Linked DNA regions of Homo sapiens: region 2 is linked to region 1. The links are chromatin contacts, found by Hi-C or POLR2A ChIA-PET in ENCODE. All regions are on one chromosome and are shown on one strand. The core of a region is the stretch at or near the end of the contact, and the rest is flanking DNA. Distances in the headings are between cores, read along the strand shown.

Region 1 (6,285 bases), core at 2,981-5,480:
GAGGGAGGCAGGCAGGGAGGGAGGCAGGCAGGGAGGGAGGGTCGCTGCTGTGCCGAGTGATAAACATTTTTCTGCAGCTGAAACAGCACGGGGCGCGGGCAGGAGGCGGCTCAGATCATCCATCAGGCAGCAGTGATGGATCCTTCCTGCCATGACCAAGGCAGCCAGGCCGGCCCACAGGCCAGGGGCCAGCTCCTGGCCACCCGTGAGGGTGGGTGGGCTCTTGATCTGGAGGCAGGGGGCTGCCTCTGGTGGCCCTGGCCAAGGGGGCAGCTCAGCTGGAGTCACACCACGGCGTCTGTCCAAAAAAGGCTCCCGGGCCCATGGAATGCAACCTTGGGATGAGAGAAGGGAAACTGAGGCCCAGAGAGAAGGCCACACCCACAGTCACACAGCAAGCCCGTATCCGCGTGGGAGCAGGGGCAGGTCTGCTAGGGCAGACGCTGCACCCAGGGCCCGTCCCATAGGGGCTTCTGCGGAGAGGAAGGGGTGTTACTGTCTGGGGTTCCCTCTCGCCATGCCTGTTCTTCCAGGGTGGGGGGTGGGGATCCACCTGGGGCCTCTCACTCCTGCATGGCCCAGGAAAGTCCCCTCACCCCCTTGTTCCTGCCTGACTTGAGAAGGGCAGTAAGGGCTGGGTCTCGGCAGGAAGCGGGACCCCCACCATGTCCACGGCTGACGCTGGAGCTCCGGGTGCCATTCCGGCTGGGGCAGGGGGTCTATGTGGGGAGAACAGCAGGGGGACAGGGTAGCACGCCAAATCCAGGCTCCTCGGGGGGCTTGGGGTTTTACAAAGCACATCACCTCCCTCCACCATGGGAAGCTGTCCCCCTTTCACAGATGAGAAAACAGAGGCTGGGATACAGTTGGTGAGGCCACTCACAGAGGACCAAAGAATGGAACCCAGGCTCAGGCAGGACCATCCCCTGGCCCCTCCGGGAAGCTGGTGAAATCGGCTTCTTCTGTCTGACAGCCTTGCCGTGAGCCTGCCCTGTGGCCGGGGCTCTTGTACCAGGATCAACAGGAAAGGGCACAGAACCCTGGCCTCGTGGAACCGACATTTTAGCAAATTAGGGAGAGAGAGGGGGAGGGAAGAACGGATTTCAGACAGTGAAGTAAGTCAACCATGGCAATGCGATGGAAAGAGCTGGGGGGCGGGAGAAGGGGGTAGCACTGTGCTTGAACCTGGGGTTCCGGAATGGCCTCTCCCAGGAGAGGGATTTTGAGCCGAGACCTGGGTGGTGAGAAGCAGCGACGCTGTGAGGAACCCCAGCTGAAGGACACCAAGTGCCAACACCCTGCAGCCGGGCGAGCTGGCTGGGTGGACAGATGGAAGGCCACACATGGGGCAGGGGGCAGGCAGGGTGAGGGCTCGGGACCCTGGGGAACAGCCGGCTGTTCTGAGCCAGGAAGGGTACCTGAGTGTGAGGACAGATGGGGCAGGGAGAGGACGGAGCTGGGGACCCTCTGTGGGGCCAAAGGGGGTGCAGGGAGGGCTCCCAGCTCTGTGTCTGTCTGATGACCTTAGATAGGGGAAGACTGGGGAAGGCGTAGGTCTGGGTGGGGTTTGTGGGCACCGTCAGGAGCTCGGCTGAGAGTGGAGGGGGACCAGTGGGCAGGTGGGGCATGGAGGGGAGAGGTGGGCTGGGGGAGAAAGGCGAGGTGGTAGCCAGCTTGGAGAAGGGCTAGAGTAACTCGCTGGGAAGAGAGGAGGTGGAGGGGAGGCCAGGCCCGCTGAAGCTGCAGAGTGCACGTGCATGGGCCAGCACGGGCCTGGGGCAAGGCTGGGGGGACCAGGGAGCTCCGAGCTGCAGCGGTGGGAGGCTGACCCAGTCTGGGGTGCAGCTCCCCACTGAGGGGGGCAGCCTGGGCCTGCTGGTGGTGGCTCCTGGCATCATGGGGTCTGGGGCTGCTGGGCGTGGGGGCTGGGGTTGGGGATGTTTGAAGCTGAGGGGTCTAGTTTGGGCATTTGGCTTCCTGAGCAGAGGTTATTGGGGCGGATTTCCAGGTGAATGAGTTTTGCCTCTGAATTTGGTCAAAGGCTTTCCTGAGCCTTCAAAATGCCCAAGAACAGGGGTGGGTGATCCACCCCAGCAGGGGCCGAGGGGTGGACCACCCGGGGCTCAGAGAGGGCTGCAGCGCGCTGGCTCTGCTGCCACGTGCCACAGCGCCCCCTTCCGAGACACGGCAGGAAACGGTGCTTCCAACGCCAGTGGCTCCAAGGCAGGGCCTGTCTTTGCTGGAGTTACATTTTGGAAGAGAAATTTTGTATCATATGCAAATGATTCCCATCAGGAGAAGAAACCAAACCCTCCTTCTACTTGGAGACACCAAGAGGCCCCTGGCTGATCAAACCAGTAATTCCAGCACTTTGGCAGGCCGAGGCAGGCAGATCACTGCAGCCCAGGAGTTAGAGACCAGCCTGGACGTCATGGAGAAACCCTTTCTCTACCCCAAAAATGCAAAACTTAGCTGGGTGTGGTGGCGCACCTGAAGTCCCAGCCACTCGGGAGGCTGAGGTGGGAGGATCGCTCAAGCCCTGGAGGGTGAGGTTGCAGTGAGCTGTGACGCCACCACTGCACTGGAGACCCTGTCTCAGAAAAAAAAAAAAAAAAAGAATCTCCTGGCTGAGAATCTGGAGCTTCCCCCCGGCCCTGCTGGGTGCCAGACCCCTTCCTGGCCTCATCCATCTCACCGGATAAACTCCAGCCCAGGCGATGATGAGACTGAAGCCGTGGGGCTGGGGAGCCCGGGAGGAAGCTGAGCTGCGGCCCAGGCAAGGGCGACATCCGTCTTGATCAGAGGCCTCCCGAGAACCAGGCCCCCCCTCACCCATGTACCAGTCCCCACCCCAGACCAGGGTGGCTCTGGACCCAGGACCCCCGGCTCCTCTCAGCTCCCAGCCCCCCTTCCCTACGACACCAAAGCCCTCACCATTTCTAACATTTCCCGAGGGTCAATTAAGATGTCTGGAGTTGATTAGACTCTGACACTGATGAAACCCAGAGGTAATTAGCAAAAGGAAAAAAAAAAGTTTTGATTAGTCCTCAGCATAATTCTCTCCAATTATTCAAAGTTCATGCCTGCAGGGGGTGGAATATCTCCAGGAATATTTATTTATATCCCGATTTTTTCATCAACTTTGTGAGTCTACTTAATCATCGGCCCTGAACTTGTTAACTTGGAGAATTTGTCCGGGGCTGGGCTGGTCTGATGCTGAAGGGCTCAGCTGAGGGATACAGGGGCGCCTCTTGGATCCCCCAGAAGAAGGCCTGGGGACCCCACCGACATCCCCTAGCGAGGTCACAAAAGACAATACCATTCCCACCTGGGTGGCTGTCTTGGGACACCTGCTGTGGGCACCCACATAGCCTGTTCTGAGGATGCCAGGGCCCCAGGGAGAGACCCACAGATGGCACCAAACTGCCAGTCCAGCAGGTGCTCCATCTTGAATAAGGGTCCTTTAGTCCCCGTTGAGCTGCCCTGCACCGTGTTGAGGAGCAGACGAGGCCTCCCTGCCCGGCCCTGCACAGATGGAGGATTCCTGAGCAGAATCAAGAACTGTTGTTTTATGAAACTGAGTTTGGGAAGGTTTGTTAAATAGCAACAGATAATCCAAAGCACCGGATGTGGGGGGTGGTGGCGGTGGCTCACACCTGTCGTCCCAGCACTTTGGGAGGCCAAGGTGGGAGGATTGCTTGAGCCCAGGAGTTTGAGACCAGCCTGGGCAACATAGGGAGACCCTATCTTTACAAAAAAATATGAAAATTAGCTGGGTGTGCTGGCACCTGTAGTTCCAGCTACTGCGGAAGCTGAAGCGGGAGGATCTCTTGAGCCCGAGGGTGAGGCTGCAGTGAGCTAGAATTGGCCACTGCACTCCTGCCTGGGCAACAGAATAAGGCCCTGTTTCTTAAAAACATATATAAAATAAAAATGAGAAAACAAGGAAGCCTGTGTGAAGAGACACCCGCACCTGGACACCAACCCTGCCCCTGTCCCTCCCCAGCCCTGCCCATCACCCTCCCCCAGCCCGCAGCCCCAGTGGCTTTGGGATGAGGCAAGACCAGGACTCTCTCTGGCTCCTTTATCCGCAACTGGAGCGAGGCTGTTGGCTTCCTGTCCTCACTCGGAAATTCAGGGCTCAGGTTTTCAAAGCAGAAGCTCAAAGCCCTGCCTCCTCCCTCCCTCCCTCCTCTCAGCGCCGTCAGGGCTGATGGGCCTGGCATCTCATGACTCTCTCTTCTCGGATTAAATTACTCCAGCCCAGCACGGGCTCCCCGGCGGTACTCCCATCACACTTCAATGGTGAGCTTATTAGCTGGGTGGTTCCAGGAGGAGTATTCACTCCCGGTTCTGCCCAATTAATGCTGCCCTAAGCCAGCTAATAGGGAAGCTTGGAGACAGCCGCTCCCATAACTGAGAGGGAGGTTCAGTAGCAGGGTGTTGGCTCTGCTAGTGTGGAGGAAGGAATGGGAACATGCTGTCCACAGGCCAGGGCCTGCCTGCTGGGTCCAGCTTGGACTCTGACCTGGTGACCAAATCCTGCAAATACCCTGCCTCTCTCTTGGCCTCAGTTTCCCCATCTGCAAGCTGAATCCGTTGAGTGGGATGAAAGCAACACAGGAAGGCATAAAAATAATGGCGCAGTTACTTAGTCCTTCCTGCCTGCCATGCTGTGCCACAGAATTGACATCCACCAACTAAATTTATCCTCCCAGCTGGGCATGGGGGCTTATGCTTGTAGTCCCAGCACTTTGGGGGTCTGAGGCGGGAGGATTGCTTGAGCCCAGGAGTTCGAGACCAGCCTGGGCATTTTAGACAGGGTCTTGCTCTGTTGCCCAGACTGGAGGGCAGTGGCGTGACGTCGGCTCACTGCAACCTCCGCCTCCTGAGTTCAAGCGATCCTCCTGCCTCAGCCACCCAAGAGCTGGGACTACACATGTGCACAACCTCACTCAGCACCAAATTTTTGTATTTTTTTATAAAGATGGGGTTTCACCATGTTATTTTCCTAGGCTGGTCTCAAACTTCTGGGCTCAAGTGATCCACCCACCTTGGCCTCCCAAAGTGCTGGGATTACAGGTGTGAGTCACCATGCCTGACCTTCTATTTTCAAATTCAAAAAATTAATTAATAAATCCTCCCAACACTCCAGAGAAGTGGGTACTGTGTTCTAGCCATATGCAAATAGAGCTGCCAGGTATGCTTATATCTGTCTCTGTGTGAACAGATGATTTCATCTCTCTTGGGTGAGTGCCTGGGAGTGGAGTGGCTGCTTCTTATGGTAGGTGCACATTTAACTCTCTAATAATTGCCAAACTTCCCCAGCGTGGCCGCACCATCTTGCATTCTCAGCATCAGCACTCAGCATAGAGTTCCAGGTGCTCCATGTCCTCATCAACACTTGCTGAGGTCAGTCTTCTTCATTTCAGCCACTCTAGTAGGTGTGAAGTGGTATCTCATTGTGGTTTTATTTTTCATTCCTGAATGATTAATAATGTTCAGTCTTTTCATGTGCTTGCATGTCTTTTTTTCCCCACTTAAACTGACTTATTTGAAAACCTGTGTATCTTCTTTACAGAAGTGTCTGTTTAAATATTTGGCTCCATTTTATTTTATTTTATTTTTTTGAGACAGGGTCATCCTCTGTGACCCAAGCTGGAGCACAGTGGTGCAATCACAGCTCACTGCAGTCTGGAACCCCTGGGCTCAAGCAATCCTCCTGCCTCAGCCTCCTAAGCAGCTGGGACTATAGGCACATGCCACCATGCCCAGCTAATTTTTTGTAGAGATAGGGTCTCACTATGTTGGCCAGGCTGGTCTCAATCTCCTGGGCTCAAGTGATCCTCCCACCTCAGCCTCCTAAAGTGCTGGAATTAGGCATGAGCCACCTTGCCTGGCCCTCTTTAACCCATTTTAAAAATTGGTTGTTAGTCTCTCATTATTAAGTTTAAAACATCCTTGTATTTTAAATACAAGTCCTTTGTCAGGTAAATGTTTTCAAATATTTTCTCCCAGTCTGTAGCTTGCATTTTCTTTTTCTTTTTTTTTTTTTTTTTTTTTAGACAGAGTCTCACTCTGTCACCCAGACTGGAGTGCAGTGGCATGATCTCGGCTCACTGCAAGCTCTACCTCCCGGGTTCGCGCCATTCTCCTGCCTCAGCCTCCCGAGTAGCTGGGACTACAGGTGCCCGCCACCACGCCCAGCTAATTTTTCGTATTTTTAGTAGAGATGGGGTTTCACCGTGTTAGCCAGGATGGTCTCGATCTCCTGACCTCATGATC
Region 2 (5,615 bases), core at 648-3,147, 56 kb before region 1:
CTCTCTCTCCCTCTGTCTCTTTCTTTCTCCCTCTCTCTCTCACATACACACGCACACACACACACACACACTCTCTCTCTCTCTCTGTCTTGGGAGGACACGGTGAGAAGGTAGCCATCTGCAAACCAGGACACTGGCCCTCCTAGAACCAACCCCGCTGGCACCCGATCCCAGACTTCCAGTCTCAGGGCGGGGAGACAATGTGTGCTGCTGTCTAGACTCCAGTGTCCCGCTTTTGTTATGAGAGCCGGGGCCGACAAAGGCAGGCAGGAGTCAGGTCTGCCCTGCTCACTGCTGTGCCCCCACATCTAAACCAGCCTGGGGCTCGGCATACAGTAGGTATTTAATAAATGCACACTCCAGGAGGAAACAGACTTTGTCTGGTAACCCTAGGGCCTGGCGGGCCCAACAAGATTTGCTGAGTAAATGTTTGTGAATAAATGAATGGGAGTCAGTGAAACCAAACCAGCACGGTTTTTTTTTTTTTTTTTTTTTTTTTGACACGGAGTCTCGCTCTGTCACCCAGGCTGCAGTGCAGTGGCGCGATCTCGGCTCACTGCAACCTCCACCTCCTGGGTTCAAACAATTCTCCCTGCCTCAGCCTCCCAAGTAACTGGGATTACAGGTGTCCACCACAACGCCCGGCTAATTTTTGTATTTTTTAGTAGAGACGGGGTTTCTCCATGTTGGCCAGGCTTGTCTTGAACTCCTGGCCTCAGGTGATCTGCCCGCCTCAGCCTCCCAAAGTGCTGGAATTACAGGTGTGAGTGGCCGCGCACGGCTGCACAGTTTTCAAAGTGGGGTTCATGGGCTTGGCGGGCTGAGTCTGCTCCTGCCTCCCAGCGAGACTCGCCCAGGCTTGTGCCAATGGTCCTGCTCCTGCCCTTTAGGGAGTGCCCTCGACGCGGACACCTGAGCCCTGAGCTGCAGCCCTGGAGGAGGAGGACGCAGCTGGTGCTGGGAAGGGCTGGGAGGCCGGCCACGCACCTGGCACGCTACTACTTCCTGGGGTTCTCAGGCAGGAGCAGGGTCCTGGTGGCCTTCCTGGTGGATGGACAGAACCCTCACAGCCCCAGCGGGCTGCGCATGAGCTCTGGAGCCACAGAGCAGGTCCCACCATGTGCCTGTCGGCCACGTCTGCTGCCTGGCACAGCCACGTGCATCCGGAGCCGTCTGCAGCGTAACTCAAAGTGAGGGGGATGGGCACATGTGCACGACGCCCGACGCCCCTCTGCAGCACTCAACAGGGAGGGCAGGGAGCTGGAATTTGTCCCAGCTGGGCACAGGCTGCTGTTGGCAGCCAGGGTCAGGGAGACTCTCAGAGTCCCCCACTTCTGTGGAACAGACAGTTTCTTTGGTTCTGGAATTAAACTATTAATAGCAGTGGAGATCAAGAAACTCAAGTGCAGGGCAGCTGACAGGTGGTCTCGAATGCACCCTGGAGGGTGTGCAGCCAGCAGCCCTCAGAGTCAGTCTAAGTTTGGCAAAGGACCGCTGTGCGGGCCAGGCATGGTGACAGTGACGTCTTGGTGTCAGGGCCTCCTGTCTCATACCCTCGCTCCTGCAAGGGCCTCTGCACCTGGGCAGGTGGGCGTCTGGGTGCTGGGGGAGCTGACTCCTTCAAGGAGATGGTTTCCTGTCTCAGGGAGGTGGGGGGTACCCCTGGGATCTGCTTCTAGGGGCATAAGCTCCGGCCTATTGAGTGACTGATGGACCAGAGCTCTATCTTTCTAGAAGGCCTGGGAGAAGCCAGGAATCCCCTCCCGGAGCCTCACCCCACTCCTCCCTCCAGCCATCCTCCTCCAGCTCTTTGTGACATCACTGCCGTTGCCATGGGAACCCTGCCAACTGAGCGGATGACTTCACAGGAGGATGGGAGGCGCTGGGCTGGGCCGGCCTGGGTCTCGCAGCAAAGGTCTTTGATAACCAGCAAAACGGCAAAGGGAGGCAGGAAAACCACCCGCAGGGAGGCCAGTGTGGGTTTAAGGTGATGGCATTCCCCAGCCCTGCCCGGCACCGGCCTCCCAAGCCTGGGACCTGGGGGCTCCCTGCCTCCTTCCAGATGGAGGTGGGCATGGTGGAGTGTGAGGGGCCTGGGTCTGCCGGGGCTGGCTGGGGAACCCTGGCTGGAGCTGCTTCAAGCCTCGGTTTCTCTTTCTAGGAAGTGAGACCAGGACCACAGACTGGGCGCTCCCTGCTGAGTCTGTGGCCCTGAAGGCTGTTCAGCTCTAAGCGTCGGTGCACGGACAGGCCAGACAGGGCTGTATTGCTCCAATCGCCCTGCAAGAATCACAGCCAGACGGGGGCTTCCCGAGTGCTGCCCACCTTGCCGGCACGCAGGAGGAGGTGGCATGGACTGGGGAGGAGGAAGCACTCTCACTCCTGCTGGAGCCTCTGCCCAGGAACCCCGATTGGCCCAGCCGTCCCTGGGGAGGCCCATCCCACGTGTCCCGCACCCCGTGTCTGTCAGCACTGATCAGGGTCTCCCAGACACCTGCTCTGGGGTTGCCATGGGGACGAGCGGGAGGGTGAGTGTGGCGCACACAGCTGTCTGTAGACACACAGAGGGCATGCACGCATGTGTCTGTGCTCACCTGCATGTGTTCACACGGACTGGGCACCGCCGGAGGTGTTCACACAGCGGTGTACACCGACCCCTCTGCAGATGTGCACACACCCAGCAAGGCTACGTCCACAGGCGTGTATGTGTTCTTGCACCAGGAAGTGGGTCACGCCCCACACCACACATCGTATACTCTGTCCCTGCGGCACGCACCTGTCTGGGTGCACCAGGCAGTCTAAGCCCATGTCACCTATGTGTACACATATGTGCACATACCTACTCAGGCACACCAGTGTGTGTACACGGCTGTCCAGGCACACTGGGCAGTCCAAGCCCACGCCTGCCCAGACTCTTGGAATCGGGCACTTTCTGAGGCTGCCCCGATGGGCGTTCCTTTCCCCAGCCAGTACATCCTCTCTTCCTAACCCCACGTCTGCTGGACTCTTAAGGTGTCCACGCGGCCATGAACATCTCCAGGGCCTGCACTGCCCACTACCAGGACCCCAGCGGAACCCAGCATCTGGTCACTAGGGGTCTGCATGGGCAGTCACTTCCTGGGGGCCTGCACCCCTTAAGGAGGGTGAAGGACGGGCCAGCCCAGCTGGGGCTGAATCCTCACAGCCTTGTTCACAGGGAGAGGCTGACCTGCGCCCATTTTACAGACAACAAAACTGAGGCTGAGAGAGTAACAGCCCGGCCAGCACATGGCAGAGCGTGGCGCAGGCCCAGGCCTGCCTTGTGAGGTCCCTGCCGTTCCCTGCAGGGTACATAGAGGCGGAAGCTGATGTGGCCCCCACTGGGCGTTCTTTCACTTTCTCTCCTTTGATTCCACAGTCCTCAGACCTAGGAATTAAAGAAACGTCCGTAGTTTCCGATGAAGGAAATATTAATAGAAGCTCAGAGACGTAAGGTAACTGACCCTAGGTCACACAGCAGAGTCAGGGAGCTGGTGAGGTTGAGGGGAGGGAGCCCCAGGAGGGCCTCAAAAATCTCCCTTCCCACTCCACCCAGCCAGGGGCAGGTGCAGCCGGCAGGTGGGCCGCTGGCCCTGGGTATGCCCTGTTTATGCCTCTGCATCTAGCGTACATGACGAAGGCAATTTTCCATGTTTCAAGTGCCACGGTGTTGCCTGCCTCTGCTGATCAGCCCCGATCTTTCTTGGCTGTCTCTTCCCTAGCTCCATGCAGATGCACCCCCAATTCAAGATCCCTAAGCTCCCAGCCCCACTCCTCTCTACTCTGCCTGTTGCAAGGCCCTCCCGGCCCAGGCTTGGGAGAGAGGTGTGCCCTACACTGCCGTGAGCCCTGAGTGGACCCAGACGGCCAGAGGGAGCAGCCCTCAGCCCAGACTCCACAGCGCAGCCCAGCCCGTCCCTGCAGCCACGATCGGTACTCACAGAACCCTCTGGCAATCCGGCCTTGGCAGGGCAGGCCAGACAGATCTGTGCAGTTTATAACCAGCTTCTGCTTCTAAAAATAGGAGTGCTACTTGGCACACAGACCACAGTGAAAGTGGAGAAACTGAGGCCCAGCAGCAAAAAGTGTCTCGTCGAAGGTCACGAAGGCAGGAAATAGCAGATGCCAGGAGGGTCATGGCACTCAGAGATGAAAGGAGTCCCTCATGCCCGGCACTCCCCCGCCCACCAGCCATCGTGGCCATCCTGGGCACGTGAGCACCACTGCGCCAGCCCAGCCTGGAGCCTGGTACTGCTGGCCTTGGCAGGCAGACATTGCTGGTCAGGAATGCAGAATCGGCCTTTAAATACCTCAGCAATTTCATGCCCTGGCATCTCCTTCTTCCCCACACCGCCCGAGGCGCCGCTGAGGCTTAATGAGCTGTGAAGGTCCATTTTTCAAAGTTAAACATTTCCTGGGCTCCCTGGCCCAGCCTTTAGACACAGCCTGGCAATGTCCCAGGTGTGGGGTTCAGACAGCTGCACAGGGAGGCCATGGTTCACATGGATCTCCACGACGCCCTCGGCTCTCACCGGCCACTGATGCCAACAGAGACCTACCCGGTGGCCAGCTTGTGGGATGCAGAGCTGGCAGTGGGTCAGGCCTGGGCTGTGGGAGCAGTGGGTCGGGCCTGGATCCCTGAAGCTGGGAATTCCAGCCTAACACAGCCTTCAGAGGTGTCGATTCTAACCCCCTGCCCATTTTACAGATGAGGAAGCTGAGGGAGGGCCATAAGTCCCCTAACATCAGGGACCACAGCGCTTACCCAACCGAATATCTCAGGGTCCAGCCCAGGGCCTAACGTTTAGTGCCAAAAACAGCTGGTGCTCAATCAATGCTTGTTGCCAGGAGTAAGCACCCAAGGCTGCAGAGCAGAAGGTGGCAGCCTTGGGTGGAGACTGCAGAGCCCTGACTCCCAGACTCCCTGCATCAACCTCCGAGGGTGCAAACAGACCTCCTGTCTGCTGGGATCAGTGTCGGCATCCCGGAGGCCCCTGGCTCCTGGTTTAGACCCTGCTGTCTGCAGATGTGAAGCAGTGGAGAGGGAAGCCTGGATCTGGACTTAGGCACGGTCAAGTTTGGGTCCCAACTCTGTCGCTCTCTGACTCCCTGGGCTTGGACAAGCCACTTCTGGGGGCCTCATTATCTCCATTTGCCATTTGGTGACATTAGCCTCTTTACCTGGGGGACTTCTACACTCCCATTTCTTCCAAGCTCCTGTCCATACTGACATTGTATTTTTCCAGTCCCTGTAGGTCTCTGTATGTATCATCCACTCATTCATTATCTACTTCCATCATCATTAATCTACATCCTCCCTCATTCAGGCATCCATTCATCCATTCATCATCCATATATCCTTCTAGCATCCACCCACTTACCCACCAATTCATCCATCCATCCACCTCTCCACCCACTCATCCTTCATCCATCCATTCACCCATTCATCCACCCATCCATCCATCCACCCACCCACCTATCCATTCATCAATTCACACACCCGCCCATCCATCCATCCATTCATCATCCATATATCCTTCTAGCATCCACCCATCCACCCATCCACCCACCTCTCCACCCACCCATTCATCCATTCA

The links. Hi-C counts contacts between places; a loop is a spot of excess contacts on that map. ChIA-PET counts read pairs that join two places held with the same protein, here RNA polymerase II (POLR2A).
Region 2: a loop to region 1 is called in a map of HepG2, with 1.8 times the contacts of the local background. The contact joins the promoter of LNCRI here to the enhancer-like site in region 1. A Hi-C loop is called at or near these places in 4 of 168 maps with a recorded cell type or tissue (HepG2, K562, endothelial cell of hepatic sinusoid and 1 more). POLR2A ChIA-PET finds 5 or more read pairs at or near these places in 4 of 52 experiments (MCF 10A, OCI-LY7, activated T-cell and 1 more).

Annotation. Positions count from the first base shown.
Region 1 is chr7:1,636,441-1,642,725 of GRCh38, reverse strand. No RefSeq gene overlaps it. Among named protein-coding and RNA genes, the nearest start is that of ELFN1, 31 kb to the left of the region's middle. Within about 2 kb of position 4,230, at least 2 of the 41 ENCODE cell types and tissues checked have a DNase peak (open chromatin) inside an H3K27ac peak, as active enhancers do.
Region 2 is chr7:1,690,632-1,696,246 of GRCh38, reverse strand. It overlaps LNCRI (lncRNA radiation induced regulator of PLK1 and RAD51), which reads left to right and starts at 1,897. Exons shown (of 4, transcript XR_007060188.1): 1 at 1,897-1,987; 2 at 2,162-3,473; 3 at 3,741-3,951; 4 at 4,043-4,341. The region is part of intron 2 of ELFN1 (extracellular leucine rich repeat and fibronectin type III domain containing 1); the gene reads right to left.